Regions from separate parts of the Mus musculus genome. Here region 2 is linked to region 1. A link is a loop called in an ENCODE intact Hi-C map of the cell type or tissue named here. Cell type or tissue: left cerebral cortex. All regions are shown on one strand.

Region 1 (8,000 bases):
TGATTTTATTTCAGTAGTCCATTGGCCTTGATCTCATGTTACTGGGCTGTTGATCTCAATTGATCGTGCATTGATCAGACTAGTGCATGATCTAAAGATGTTTGTACTTCAGGTTTGTAGTGTGTGCTTTCAGCAGAATGCAAATAATCGGAAGTTTTAAAATCGTAAGCAGAAAGAGAGTTTGAAAAATAAGAAAGTGTAGTTAATGTACTAAATTGTTTGAAACGCATTGATGGACACTTTATTCTTGTTGCCTTGCAGTCCACAAGAATTGGAATGTCTGTCAATGCCCTTCGCAAGCAGAGCACAGATGAAGAAGTCACCTCTCTAGCCAAGTCTCTCATCAAATCCTGGAAAAAATTATTAGGTAAAATTGATCATTGCTTGCACGTGTTTATGATGTCCTGACTTGTTCAAATGCTGCTTTCTTTTAGACCTGTAAATTTAGATTTAGTGAAATCAGTGCTTTGTAATAAGATTGAGGGTCTAGTTTAATTTGCTTGAAAGATGTATGTAGCCTGGTTTATTAATTCTGTGGTCTCTGGCAGCTGTAACTATAGATAAACTCTTTCAGGGGTAAGTTTTCTGGGAAAGGTTATGCATGTTTTCTGAAGTGATTTTAAAATAACTTAACTTTTAGAAAACTTTAACTTTTAGCAAGGATACAATAATGACTAGATTTCTTTTGTCCAGATCAGCTTTTATTATTTTCCATAATCATCTCTTTTTTAATTTTAAATTTTTTATTTTATGTGCATTGTTGTTTTGTCTGCTTGTATGTCTTTGTGAGAGTGTTAGAGCCCCTGGAACTGGAGTTACTAGATATAAGTTACAAACAGCTGTCAGCTGCCATGTTGGTGCAGGGAATTGAACCCAGGTCCTCTGGAAGAGGAGCCAGTGCTCTTAACCTACTGAGCCATCTCTCCAGCCCCTCTTCTCTTCTCTTCTCTTCTCTTCTCTTCTCTTCTCTTCTCTTCTCTTCTCTTCTCTTCTCTTCTCTTCTTTCTCTCTCCCTCTCTCCCTCTCTCCCTCCCTCCCTCCCTCCCTCCCTCCCTCCCTTCCTTCCTTCCTCTCTCTTTCTCTCTTTCTCTCTCTCTTTTTCTTTTTCATTTGAGAGTAGGTTAAATGTGTTGTTTTCTTTTATTTTCTAATATTTAAGTATACATCTCAGAACAAGCTTTTCCTTTTCTATCTTAGTGTCCTTCATTTATTTGAGATAGGCTCCCATTATGTTGGCTTGGAACTTAGGATCCTGTCTCTAGAGTGTCTGGAGACTGACATTATAGGCATGTGCTTGCATTCCCAGCCCAAGCATATTTTCTTACACAATTCTAATAAATGAAAACAAGCTTTGGTGTAATACCAAATTTTGGTGTAATGGAACTTACAGTCCATGTTCTAGCTTGTTGCTATCTCTATGTATGTACTTCTTAATTTTTTTTTAATGTAATACTGTTTATTTAACTTCAAAAAGATTTCAGCATTCTAAACATACAAAAAATAACAGAATGTTGCAAATTGTGTTTAGGTCCAGAGGGTTCTTGAACTTCCATTGATGCAGTAGTTCTTTGCTTTGCTGACAATGATGAGTCCTACAGTTTCTTTAAAAAGTTTCAAACCTACTGCACTTAACTAAAGAAAAAACTCCAAACACTTCTCATGCCGACCGACCCCTCCCCCCTTTCCACAACTAAGAATGTCAGCAGAATGCTATGCCACTATATACAAACATAGGACAACCTGAAGCTAAATGGATGCCCACCGCAGTATCAACAGGTCCAGCCTCACAGTGCACGCCCTGAGCTACGGCCCCCTCCAAAAGGCATCTTCCCCTCACAGCCTCCACGCCAAACAAGGAGCATCAAGAATCTGTCTGGGTTGTTTCATTCTCTTTACAAACTATAGATATGTACAGTTGACAACTCAGGATTGCTAGCCAATAACCATATAGTTAACACTACCTTACGAGTTGAGAACAAAATGCCAGAAACATCTTCAAATGCCTTGTCACACCAACAGCAAAGTGCACTGAGTGAGGAGGACGCGAGAGTGCCTTTTCATTTTAAAAATGTTTGGAGCTATGTACAACTTTGATACAGTTTCAGGGCGCTCCGGACACCCACGGCCACTTCATGTAAACCACTGACACTTTGAGAAACTACAATATGATCGTGATCAAATTTTGTAATTAAACCTAACAAGGGCAATAGACACGACTCAAATAAGAGATGTGTCAATCACAGCGCTCTCCTACTCTAAGGTATTCACAAGGAGACAGAGCTTTTATTCATCTTCCTCCTCTTCCTCCTCCTCTTCTTCCTCTTCCTCCTCCTCTTCCTCTTCTTCCACCTTTTTCCGGGCAACTTTAACAGGACCCTTGGCACCATCAAACTTCCCTTTAGACTTATAGTCAGCAACATCCTTCTCATACTTCTCTTTCAGCTTTGCTGCCTTGGTGACATAAGGCTGCTTTTCATTGTCACTTAAGTTATTCCACATCTCACCCAGCTTTTTTGCCACATCTCCAATGGAGATGCCAGGGTTTGTGGATTTGATCTTGGGGCGGAATTCAGAACAGAATAAGAAAAATCCAGACGGAGGTCTTTTGGGGGCATTTGGGTCCTTCTTCTTCTTGCCTCCTTTAGCTGGTCCATAATCTTTCATCTCCCGATCATATCGGACTTTATCTGCCTTTGCCATTTCATCAAACTTTGATTTCTCTTTGCTAGACATGGTCTTCCACCTCTCCGAGCACTTCTTGGAGAACTCAGCAAAATTGACGGGAACCTCTGGGTTTTTCTTCTTATGTTCTTCCCTGCATGTCTGCACAAAGAAGGCATAAGCAGACATCTTGCCCTTTGGTTTCTTGGGGTCACCTTTAGCCATCCTGACTGTATTGTTCGCTAGTCTGGGCAGCGCAGGGCACGACGCGCGGCTCAGCGCTCCCCAGCCTCGCGCTAGCTGCCTCCACGAGAGCCGCCTTACTTCTTAATTTTTTGTTAACTTGATGCACGCTAGGGTTATCGAAGAAGAGGGAACCTCAACTGAGAACATGCCACCATAAGACTGACCTGTATGCAAGTGTGTGGAGCATTTTCTTGATTAATAATTAATGTGGGAGGGCCTGGCCCTCTGTGGAGGTGACAGCACTGAGTTGTAAAAGAAAGCAAATAGCCACGGAGAGCAAATTAGAAAGCAGCATTTGTTCCTCCAGAATCTCTGTTTCATTTCTACCTTGCTTCAGTTTCTGCCTTGGCTTTCCCTCAATGATAGTTGGTAAGCCAAATATGTCCGGTCCTACCTAAGTTGATTTTGGTCAGTCTTTTATTACAGCAACAGAGAAGCAAACTACGACACACAATAATGTCTTTATACTTTGTTGACCTCCAGTATCTAGTCTAGAATCGGGTTTAGGTGTTTTGTTTTGTTTCGGTTTTGTTATTTTACTTACTCACTTACATCCTGCTCAATGTCCCCCTCCCAGCCCTTCCTTCTTCAATTTGAGCAATTCCTTAAGCCCTATTTTTCCTTCTGTGATGGAGAATATACTAGACTTATTGTTTTGTTATTTATTATTTATTTAGGTAAGGTGTCATTTAATTCAGGTTAATCTTGAACTCAGTGTAGTAAGTGATGACCTTAAACTCCTGATTTTCCTGTCTGTACCTCTCAAATACTGGGATTACAAGCATGTAGGCTAGAGTTGTAGGCTACAGAAGCCAGAGAAACATGTAGATGCCTACGTGGAGAGCATAGCAAACTGGAGTCCAGAGAAAGTGGGTAGAGGAAGCAGCTGTTTGAAGAACCAGACTCTAGTATTTGGAATCAAATTTTGTGAGTAGCAGAAGCCAGCAGAAACCAATGAGCCATAAATACCTTAGGAGAGTCAGATTAACTGTTGGTTCTGAGCAGTTCTTTGAGAGGGAACTCATTTATTCCTATCTCCAGTTTTAGCACTAAATGAATGAAAAAAGAAATTAAACGGAAGGGCCTGACTGCTCCTAAGTATACTGGAGGAGAACGTTTATTTTAGACAAAGGGGAGACATAGCCAAAGTCAAAGACATCTGGGAAAGTAGAATGGTCACCTTAGACCATATGTTGAGGAGGGGACCTAGGGGAACCAGGTGTAGCAGCCAGGAAGCCCAAAAGAAAAGTAAGGAAAATGTCTGGACTATATTATAGGGAAGAATACCTGGGGGAAGGGCAGCCTAGCAGGGGTTGTGTATTCCAGTCCGGAAGGTCCACTCTGGGGTGCAGGGAGAACCTGGCAACCAGGTCCACTTTGATATGTTAAATAGGCACCTCCCACTCCCCCTTTGTTTCTAGTGGTATATCCCTTTTTTCTGGTTTGTCTACTGTTTTCTCATAACCATGATCAGGTTATACATCCAGAGTTGCAGCTCTCCCTAAGTGTATTAGATTCATAAGTCTCATACCCAATAAAAGTATGTATTTTACTGTTCCCCTTTTAAGATTTACTCTATGAGAGAGATTTTTTTTTTAAGATTTATTTATTATTATTATATCTAAGTACACTGTATCAACCATGTGGTTGCTGGGATTTGAACTCAGGACCTTCGGAAGAGCAGTCGGTGCTCTTAACCACTGAGCCATCTCTCCAGCCCCTATGAGAGAGATTTTAAGACCCTGAATCTGTCTTACATTCTGTCAGATCCCCTCCCCTTATTTAGTATTCATTATTTTTGCTCAGATCAGTCTTTATAGTGATGATTACAAAGTTTTTATTTCTTTGTCCTTGAAACCTCACTAAACAGTAAGAAAACATTGTCTTTCAAGTGGAGTCTTACTCTGTATGATGGGCTGCAATCTACTACTATTCGTTTGTATTTTTATTACCCCAAATTTGGCCCCCTGGGTGACCCCTCAGACTGGTTCCTAGGTTAGCACTCCTCAATGCTTTTGAGTACTTAGTAACATTCTGTATCTATCCATAGTGTGTATTGGGCTTGTATTGGTCTCTACTGCTGTGGTAAAACACCATGACCAGAAAATAACAGCTTGGGGAGGAAAGGATTTGTTTGTTGTACACATCCTGATCATAGACCCTTATGAAGGAAAGTCAGGCAGGGCAGGAATTTCAGAAGGAATCTGGAGGCAAGAACTAAAGCTCTCTCACAGGCCGTGAAGGAAAACTGCTTTCAGGCTTGATTCTCATAGTTTGCTAAGCTTGCTTTCTTATACACCCAGGACCATCCACCCAGAACTGACACCACAGGTGTCAGTACATTGCCTGGCTTCCCACACCAGTCATTACTCAAGAAAATGCCCCTACTGACTAGACTAGCTTACAGGCAATTAGATGGTGGCATTTCCTCTACAGATGTTCGTCTTTCCAGATAATTCTAGCTTGAGTTGACAAAAGACTAACCTGTTAAAGTAACTTTTATTCATCCAATGAAATTGTTTTTTCCTCCAAGGCTTATTTCCTCAGTCTGCTAACCTAGGCCTAGTCCTGGAAGCTTCTAGCCTACATACAATCTTAACTAGGCATAGAACGTTTTCAGCTTCTGAGACTTATGCTGAATAAGCTTGCCCTTTCTTCTTTTTTTCTGAATTCTGACTGACTGGTTCAACTCGGAGGTTCTGGCTCAAACTCCTCTCCAAGCTGTCTGATTTATTCTGCCTTCTCTGTCTTGGCCTCTCTTGAATTACTCTGCTTGTCCTCATACTAACTGTAGCAAACTGTTCCAATCTTCTAGTTCCTTCTCATTCTCTAGCTTGTTCTGTCTTCACCTGTATCTAGCTCTTTTCTCCTCAGCCTGTCTCTGTAATAACTGTCCTGGTAAAACAGCCTCCTCCTTCTTTCTCTCTTTTCTGTGGTGCTCTCTTAGGTAGCTTCCTTTTCCTGTTCTTAGGAGAGTTGGAAATATCCTAGATACTTGAGTGATTTGTCACTCAGTTAGACATCACTTTCAAACATGAGTACTTCCTTCTCCAAATTAACTTTACCTTCATTGTTTGGGTTTAAAGGTGTGTACTAAGGATTTGTCTCTATTCCAGCCAGAGGGCTTAAGTGTATGCCAAGGCTGAGCCGCACCATAACTAGAAACAGGTTTTTCCATTCAACAACACAATCCCAACGTTCACAGTGTGATCATATATCCTACAACACTAATCAGGACAAGGCCCATCAGTTTTTCTTGTCCCCGCTGGGTATGGCCACCTGGTTCTGTGTATGTATCCATTTGTGTTATCATTTTTATATATGAAATACTTTTTTGGTTTTCATTATAATTGTCATTTAATTGACTTCAGAATAATCCATTCAAATCACAATGCAGTGATTTTACTGTTGGCTGTTGTTAGCATTGTTTTTGTTGCTTTTAACTTAGTGGATGTTACACTCTTGAGTTTCTGCTTAAAATTGTTTTTTTTTTTTGTTGTTTTGGGGTTTTTTTTGTTGTTGTTGTTTGTTTAGTTGTTTGGTTTTTTTGTTTGTTTGTTTTTCAAGACAGGGTTTCTCTGTGTAGCCCTGGCTGTCCTGGAACTCACTCTGTAGACCAGGCTGGCCTCGAACTCAGAAATCCGCCTGCCTCTGCCTCCCGAGTGCTGGGACTAAAGGGTTGCGCCACCACCGCCCGGCTAAAATTGTTTTTAAAGATTTTTAATGTGGTTTAAAGATTTAGAACTCCTGCTGGTAGGTAGTGCATTTTTTAAAACTTTGTATATGTCAAAGCATTGACGTTTAAGCCTCATTGTAACCCACTGCTTTAGGTGCTATTTATAAACTCCTATTGTATGGTGAGAAAACACAGGCCAGTTCAGACATCTTAGAAACATTGGGTCAGTGGTAAATAGCTGGGCTTGAATATGACTATAGGTGGTCTAAGTACTTTCTTCCCTGCCAGTTGTGCTGAATTGGCACAACACTTTGTTGAATATTAGGACTGCCCTTACCCATCAATCTAAGACCTTGACCATACTAGATATCTTACTTAGGGTTTTACTGCTGTGAACAGACACCATGACCAATGTAAGTCTTATAAAGGCCAACATTTAATTGGGCTGACTTACAGGTTCAGAGGTTTAGTCCACTATCATAGAGGTGAGAGTAGGGCAGCATCTAGGTAGGCATGATGCAGTCAGAGCTGAGAGTTCTACCTCTTCATTTGAAGGCTGCTAGTAGAAGAATGACTTCCAGGCAGCTAAAATGAGGGTCTTAAGCCCACACCCACAGTGACACACCTACTCCGACAAGGTTACACCTAATAGTGCCACTTTTTAGATTGAGCATATTCAAACTGGCACACTAGGCAAGCATTCTGCCATTAAACCCTATTACATGTCTGTGGGAATGTTTGTAAAGCTGTTCATGCCTCTTAACTGTTCTGTCTTTGAGGATTGAACCCCCATACGCTGCCAGAGTGGTGAGGGCAGTGTATTGTGTTGCCTATTTCTCTTAAATACTTTCTACTCTACAACTCTGGGGCTGTCTCTTATTCCCCATAAGCCATTCCTTATCTATCTATCTATCTATCTATCTATCTATCTATCTATCTATTTATTTTGAGGCAAGGTTTCATTTATTTATTTATTTAGTTAGTTAGTTAGTTAGTTAGTTTGAGGCAAGGTTTCACTGTAGTCCTAACTGGCCTTGAACTCCCTATGACGACTGGACTGTTCTCAAACTCAGATTTGTTTGCCTCTACCTCCCAAGTGCTGGGTATGCACTCTACCGCACCCCTATGCCGTTATTAGTACAGGTATTCTGCTTCACAGTCTAAGGCATCTTAGGGTTTGGGGCTTTCTCGTTTGCTTGCTTTGTGATTAGGAGACAAGGACTCGCTATGTATCCCAAATTCTCAATCCTCCTGCCTCTGCCTCCTGGGTTTTGGGATCGTAAGAGTGTGGTTTTTTTTTCAGGCTTTTAAGGGAAATAGACAATAACAAAATGTGATACAATTTAGTATTGTGTGAAAACTAAAGTGTGTGTTCATGCTATAGCACAGAGAATTTTGTATTTTAGGTAATTGTATT
Region 2 (8,000 bases), 1.0 Mb after region 1:
ACCATTACACTGAAATTCACTCTGCTGAACCATTTTGTTTATTGGGCTTCCTCACCGAGCTCTCCTTAAGAACATATACTGTTATTCCAGAGAACCTGAGTTCAATAACCAGTACCCATAATAGTAGTCAGCTCACAGTTGTCTGTAACTTTAATATCCAGAGTATCTGACTCTTTCTTTTGGCCTCTAAGAGTACTGTACTCACATGTACATACTCAAACACAAGCATTCATATATCTACATAATTTAAAATTAAAACTAAAATTTTATAATATTCTATTACATTAAAAAACTATACTACACCTGTTAAATCATTTAAAACTTACCAAAATTTTGTAGGATATCTACTAAAATTAATTCACTCAAATAGATGGTGGGATAGAAAAACAAAGCAGTATCTGTCATGGAAACTTCTTACTGCTAACTCAGAAATGCCAGCTCTCTGACAGTCACAATGCTTGATGTTAAGAATATAACAGTTGATAACACAGTGTTAATGTCTTCCAAGAACTTGAAGTCAGTGTAGGTCAGCTAGAGAATAAATACAACGAGAATGTTCATAAAGGAAGGAGCATGGTCATGATCTAGCTATTGTGAATAGAGTAGCAATGACAGTGTTCACATTTCTGAACTGGAATTTCCCATCTATTTTTTAGTTAAAGGATAAGTATAAGGGAGTTCATCTGACAGTTGGTTGCAATTTTAGGTTAGTTGTGATGGACTTAGTGTAGAAAGGAAACTATACCTTCAATCCAATGACACTGTATTTATAAAAACCGCTGAGAAGTTTCTCATGGCCTTCCCAATTTGGCCCAGTTCCTTTTACATATGATGCCCCCACCAGCAGCTGAGGAGATGTTAGCAAGTGACAGTTGTTGGTAGAATGAGAGGCACTTTTCTTCAAGGATGTGTGTTGGAGATTAGTGCTACTGCTTTGAATCTGCATGTTCAGATGCTATAGGTCCTTGTCCTCAATTGGTTCTTGATTCATCAATAAGGATACCAGCAGTCAATGGCTTTGCATAGGGAGGGACACTTAAAGTTGATCAGGTAGGACACAGAGAGGAAAGGGAGAACTGGGATGACTCAGGGTAGAAGTATGGGATACAGGAGTGGCAGGAGATAAACCATATGGGCCATGTGAGATTTCAGGTGGGTGGCCACTGGCCACTTCCCCGATTGGGCCTGGAGTATCAGGGGAAGGTTTAGAGATGCCCAGCCTTTGAGGTAGCAAAGGCATTTAAAATTAAGCTAATGTGTGTATGTCTTTCATCCTCTGGCCAAAGATTCCCTAGGTAGGTGTCTGGAAGCACAGTCTTCTGGGAGCACAAAGTGTTGAACCAAAAATTTCCACTACAGATATGATCAGAAGAGATCACCTACTCCACCAATAGTCCTACCCCCATGTTCAAAAAGGAAGAACCAGATGAACACAGCATATATATGAACAAAGGACATGACGTTGATGGGGAAATGAGAGGGTGAGGAGAGAAATTGGAGGAGATGAATTAAATGGTGGATTTGCTCAACGCAATTCTATTTATATACATGTATGATATTTTCAAACAACAGAAATAATGTCTTTTAATGTAACCATGAGTTGGGGAGATGCTTGAACAGAAAAAGGTGCTTGCTGCCAAGCATGACAACTATCAGAAGACATGTGGTAGAAGAGAACAACTTCTACAAGTTTTCTTCTGACCTCCATAAACATGTAATGGCACACACACACACACACACACACACACACACGTAAGAAATTAAAATATGAACCTGTGACTAGATCTTTAAAAGAAGATTATTTTCAAAATGTAACAAAAATACTTTTTATTTTTAAAGTAAAGTTGATCATTGTAATACTTGGAATAATGACTGTCCTGGCAAGACATTCCCACTAATGCAATAATGGCATGAACATCATGGAAGTCATCTTCTATTTTATGATTAGATTTAAGTCAAACTCCACAAAATGAAACCCATATCTAGCACCGTTCTGACTTAAAAATCTGTGACTCTGTGAATCACAGATCCTGGGGGAGAACATAAATCTTAATAACATCATTATTGATTACTGTATCCTTCAACCATCATCAGAGAAACTTCTATTTAAAGTAAATGATTAGAAACAAAGAGATTCCACAACTGGTCACAGTGCAGAGAACACTAGACCACTAAGGGTCAGCACTAAACAGGATATCTCTATCATACTTCCCTCCAAGCCTCAAGGATCACTACAAAACAGGAGGCAGAAAGAAGCTGATCTGGGAATGATGGATGAGTATAAATTAACAGTGCTTCCCAGATGCAGGGCAATTCCACCGGTAAACTCAATAGCTGTGATGGCATTCACAAGACCTGTGCAGCTTTAAGCCAACCAAAGTCACAGCTGGAGTAGGGAGATGGGTATTAAGCTCCGCCCCTCTGATGAAGTAGACAGAAGAAAACAGTTTTCTCTAGAGTGGAGCCTTTAGTAAGTTCACTATACTTCTGTGGAAGGCCACACATCCAAAAAATATACTGGCAACACAAACTGAACTTGAGATGGAGTGTTTTGTTTTGTTTTCTAGGTGGGTAAAGAAATGGGACTGGATCTGAGAGGAGTTGGGGAAGGGGAGAAATAGGATCTAAATATTCTAAAGTATCAAAGAATTAATAAAAATGAAAAAGAAAATATTTATTTTTAGAAGACTAAAAAGAAAATATTCTGAGAGTAGTTTATTTTTAAATTATGTGAATAAATATGTGCACATCCCCCACAGAGCCAGGGGTATTGCATCCCCTGAAGCTGGAGTTGCCTAACTGGCAAATGTAAGTTTCTCAGCATAGGTCTAGGAAACTGAAACAAGTTCTCTGCAAAATCAATACACGCTCTCAACCACTAAGCTCTCTCCATCACCAATTTTTGGAAATTTAGTCTGTGATCATATTTTTTGAACGGATTGTTAAATGTCCTTTTATAGGTTGGTATTATCTTTTCAACGTTTTTTTTTTTCCATTTACTTACTTTTTTGTGTGTGTCATGCTTTTGCACACATGTCAGCATGTGTATAGAACTCAGGAAAACTCTGCTCTCTTCTTCCACTGTCTGCATCCCATGGATTCACGTCAAGCTACAAGCACCTTTGACAACATCTTAAATGTTATGATTTGAATAAATATATTTTATACCTTATGCTAGAGACTGTAATTGAAAAATCACACCCAGCACCAAAGCCAATATGTATATTAGTAAACATCTTCTAATCTTTGTAACCATCAACACTTTCTTTTTTAAAACATATTTTTATTGATTCGCGGGAATTTTCACAATATGCACCCCAATCATATTCACTTCTCAGGCTTCTATGCCCATTACCTATCCTTGTGACCTTATATCACACTCACACACACACACACACACACACACACACACACACATGCACGCACTCAAATAAAAGTAAGAATAAGAATTAAAAAGTATAATTTGTGTGGTCTATATACTCACTGGAACATGGTCCAACTCTCAGTGGTCTACCCCTTAAATTGAATTGAGTCGTTTCCATCCCAGGCCCCCGCCAGAAGCCATCAATTGTGAAGATGTACACTGCAGCATCCCTATCACACTTTTTAAGAACTAAGGATTGTCACAGAAGCCTCAAGCCCTCTAGAAACATGGGAGCTAGAGAAAGTACCCAAGGAGCTAAAGGGGTCTGCAACCCTATAGGTGGACAACAATATGAACTAACCAGTACCCCCAGAGATCGTGTCTCTAGCTGCATGTGTAACAGAAGATGGCCTAGTTGGCCATCATTGGGAAGAGAGGCCCCTTGGTCTTGCAAACTTTATATGCCTCAGAATGGGGGAACTCCGGGGCCAAGAAATGGGAGTGGGTGGGTAGGGGAGTGGGGGTGGGAGTATGGGGGACTTTTGGGTTAGCATTTGAAATGTAAATGAAGAAAATACTTTTTTTTAATCTCTTAACAGTAAAAAAAAAAAAGAAAAAGAAAGAAAGAAACATGGTGGCACAAGACCTGAGTGTACATAGTTGAGCTTTTAGCACCACCTAGTGACCCAATGAATACTTACAAAAATGGAGGAATGAAAGAGTACCTAGGTGTTCAGGAGAATGGTAATTTAATATTTAAATGAGATGAAAGTCTTAAACTTACTCATTTATATTTACTGCCTTTCGAATGTATATTAATAATTCCATGACACCCAGATCATCAAAAACGGGAGATAACTTTCACAGTATTAGAGAGTTATTTTCTTAGTTCTTCCATAGTATTCACTTGAACTTACCTTAAAATAACCAATCAAACAAAGCCAAACAACAGATGAAAACAAATGAGAGTTACTGAGGAAGGAACATAGACATAACTATACTACTATATGAATACAAAGGTTTGAAGCATACATAATTTGAGGAAAGCAAACAGTCCCATATGTACACATGAGCCTGCATCCGCACCAGGGGCCAGTACATACTCCTGTCATCTATTGAGAAGAATTCATTCCCAAAACGCACACATAGAAATACTGAAAAGTACATGCTTATGAATATTTTAAATAAATAATATATACTTTGTGTATATATAAATAACAATATAATAACAAATATATAACTATATTGCATAAAATAAGTAAAACCCAAAGAAGTATAAACAACCTCAAGTACGTACACAAACTGGGAACCATACTAAGGACCAAGAGACACCATTGCCCTCTACTTACAAAGGTGGGATTCTAAAACAAAGGGATCCCTGGCTACTAGGTTCATGTTGCCCCTGACTAAATTATCTCAATGCGGGCAATGTGTAATGCAACTTAAAAATCAAGACTGGTGTGAAGGGTGTGAAAAGTATATTTTAAGGGTAATGCAAATTTCCTGCATCTTGAGATGTTGATTATGCAAGTACACATTATTAGTCATAGCCTTCAAACTATACAGTAAAAGAAAAGGTGAATAACTCAATAAGAATGGCTCTAAAGAAACAAAAGATTGAAGGCCACTTTCCTTGAATCCTCCCTTTGTTGCAGTGCTTCAAGATGCGGTTGCCTCTCCTACACTCATTAGTGTTTGTAGTAAGGTTCTCACTGACCTCTCTGTTAAGCCCCCCTCTGGCTCAGGCTAGGAGATGTTCAATTTATCTCCCCTTCAATAGCACTTGAATGCATGGTCAGCTATTTAATATGCACCACAGTTGTGGGAACCGTTTCTTACAGAGATTACTGTGGCTGCTGAAAAGCTTGGAACTAGCCAAGTACCCAATAAACATCTGAAGTTCCTCACCAATATTGCCATGCAAGGGAGACACTAAACATCACAGACTGTAGCTACAGCTACCAGTATTTGAAAACAATGAAACTTTAACTTTACCCTGTTAGAGCATTATACACAGATCCATTAATACAAGTGCATTTCACTAATTCTAACTCCTGCATTGCCTGACTCCACACTAGTATAAACCTTATAAGGCTCTTGCAGGGGATTTTTATGTATGGCTATTAGCACTTAACCATGCAAAACATGAAGAACAATTATGTCTGCCACAAAAAATCCCCAAATCTAACAAATGATGGGGAGTTGATCCATGTATAAATGCTTTCACCACTCAGTCACTGTTGTTCGAGTCATCTCCTTTCATCTGCAGTTGTTTTCTGCAGTTTGAAATACCTGAGTCAGCTGCAATTTTAAAATGTTAATGAGAGCTGGTGAGATGGCTCAAGTTCAATCAGAGATTGAGTCCCAGAACAGAGAGGAAAGAAAGGACCAAGTCCTTAAAGTTATCTTCTGGCCTCCATATACGTGCTGTGGCATGCCGTATCTGCTCTCGCACATATACATTTTTCACATGCATACAATAATAATCAGTAAAATGCAAATTACAGAAAAATGTAAAAATTCTTAAAAGAATTTCAGCTGTGCAACTGGGTACGGTAATATGCTCTTGCACTATGCTTCATCCTTCCCAGGATATGAATCACCTCTTTACCCAGAGTATTTCTGCTGTTTATATTACTTTTCTCAAGAAATATCTGTTATCAGAATCACTACTGCATGATTTTAATGTTTTTGCTCATGATATTGCTATGGAATAGTCGAATGCCACATTAAAACACCTGAGTGAATGCTCTCGTTCCATCTCATCTCAGAGGTATAAAATCATCTCACATCATAAGAAGGGGAAATATAGTGCAGTAAGATGCTTGGTAATGGATACATTCACATAACTGCTTAAAATAATTATATTTTGAGAAAATAAAAGTAGTATATAAATACTTCTTTAAAGTACAGTTTAAAAGTTTAAAGGTTTTATTTTCTAAAATTTTTTGGAAGTGTTTAAAGATAGACAAGAGTTGATAGACTAGTATAGAGAGCATTAGGTGTGGTGGCAGACATTTCTAACCCCAGAACTCAGGAAACTGACAAAGGAGGACCATGAGTCTAAGGGCAGCCCAAGCTACAAAGGAAGTGAGTTCAAGAACAAGCTGAGCATAGACCTGTCTCACAAGAAGCAGAGGGGCAATGACTACCTGTATTCCTTTCAACTGTAACTGCTTTCCTATTTACTTTGGTTTTTTTGCATATGTATATGTGTCACATACTTAGTATGGGAGAAAAACCTAAGCATCCTCTAGTTGTGTTGTCAGAGGGATCCTTCACAGAGCCTCCTTCTCAGCTTCAGCCAGTGTTTCTACTTAAGCTGCATTTCAGGGTGAGTCAGTATGAAGCAAAGAGACTGTGGTACACACAACGGCATGGGTGCAGAACACTTAAAAATAAGGTGACCTTACATGTCTTAATGGTAGTGTGTGTGTGTGTGTGTGTGTGTGTGTGTGTGTGTGTGTGTGTGTGTGTGTGAGGGAAGGAGGGGGGAGGGGAGAAGGGGAGGAGGGAGGGGAGAGGGAGAGGAGAGGGAGAGATTGTTGTGGTTTTAGAAGTTAAATTACTCAAAGAATGTAATCTATACCTAATTTTCAGAGATTACATTTTTAAAAAATGCTTGTGTATAACTAACTGGTTTTAGTCTAAAGACGTTTCTTTGTAAATGACATAACTTGGCTTCTGAGAAGCATTGTACAAGTTCACACATAAGAAGGCAACTATTGATGTGTCAGATACAAATGGACCAAAAAGGCTCAAAAGCATCCTTAAGTCACATAAATCTCAAGGTGTATGTTTTAACTGTTATCATAATTTACAATCTTGTCTTCTGGATTTCTTTTTTTAAAAATACAGACTTATACATAAGGGGAAAAAAGTGTTGAAGAGGTTAAACTCAAAGGGCATGGGTGTTTTGACCTTAAGCCTGGTTTATTAACTCTTTTCAGGGGTAACTAAACTCCTGTGGAGTAGTAGGAGACTTCATGCATCTGGCAGAAAGGAGGAGCTGGCCATGCACAGAGCTCTATGCTCATTGTCAGGAAAGACTCATTGTCAGGTGTGGTGATTCAAATGAAAACATCTCCCCTAGACTCACACATTGGAATACCTCATCTCTAGTTGGTGACATTTTTCAGGTAGATCTATGAGGTGTGGCCTTGATAGAGGAAGGATGTCACTAGACATTGGTATTGAGATTCCAAAATTGCACACAACTCCCAGTGTACTCTTCCTGCTTTCTTGCTTTGTGATTGAAGATGTAAATGCCCATCTTGCTACTTGAGCCGCAAAGCCGGCCATATCTCCTCTATGGATAGCTCTTACCCTCAGTACTTAAAAGTCCAAATAAACTTTCCGTTCAAGGTTTCCTTGGTCATCTTATTTTGTACTGCAAGAGAAATGTAACTAGTACGCCTGACCTGTACATCTTGCTTTACTCAGATGTATATATCGTGCATAAATTAATCCTAGTCTTCAGCATCTTATGAGATGCCAAAGAAGTTGTTGATAAAAGAACTTAGTAAATTAATAAATAGTGTACATTAATTTTTTCTTGCATTCTTGGAACAAAGCAATGATTGGAACACATTCCAGGAATGGAATTGAGTGAGAAATCTGAGTGTGTGTAAGAACA

Evidence for each region. Peaks named below come from ENCODE experiments on the same cell type or tissue, not always from the same donor. Only the 100,000 strongest peaks of a DNase experiment are listed, where the experiment ranks them.
Region 2: a loop joins it to region 1, with 4 times the contacts of the local background. A loop is called at or near these places in 2 of 42 quality-filtered maps.

Annotation. Positions count from the first base shown.
Region 1 is chr1:4,877,766-4,885,765 of GRCm38, forward strand. Tcea1 (transcription elongation factor A (SII) 1) reads left to right here. Exons shown (of 10, transcript NM_011541.4): 3 at 262-367. It also overlaps the pseudogene Gm6104. Among named protein-coding and RNA genes, the nearest start is that of Tcea1, 24 kb to the left of the region's middle. In left cerebral cortex, no CTCF peak of the experiment used is centred here; a DNase peak (open chromatin) is centred at 3,802.
Region 2 is chr1:5,900,968-5,908,967 of GRCm38, forward strand. No RefSeq gene overlaps it. Among named protein-coding and RNA genes, the nearest start is that of Npbwr1, 12 kb to the right of the region's middle. In left cerebral cortex, a CTCF peak has its summit at 4,050 (motif pointing left); a DNase peak (open chromatin) is centred at 4,048.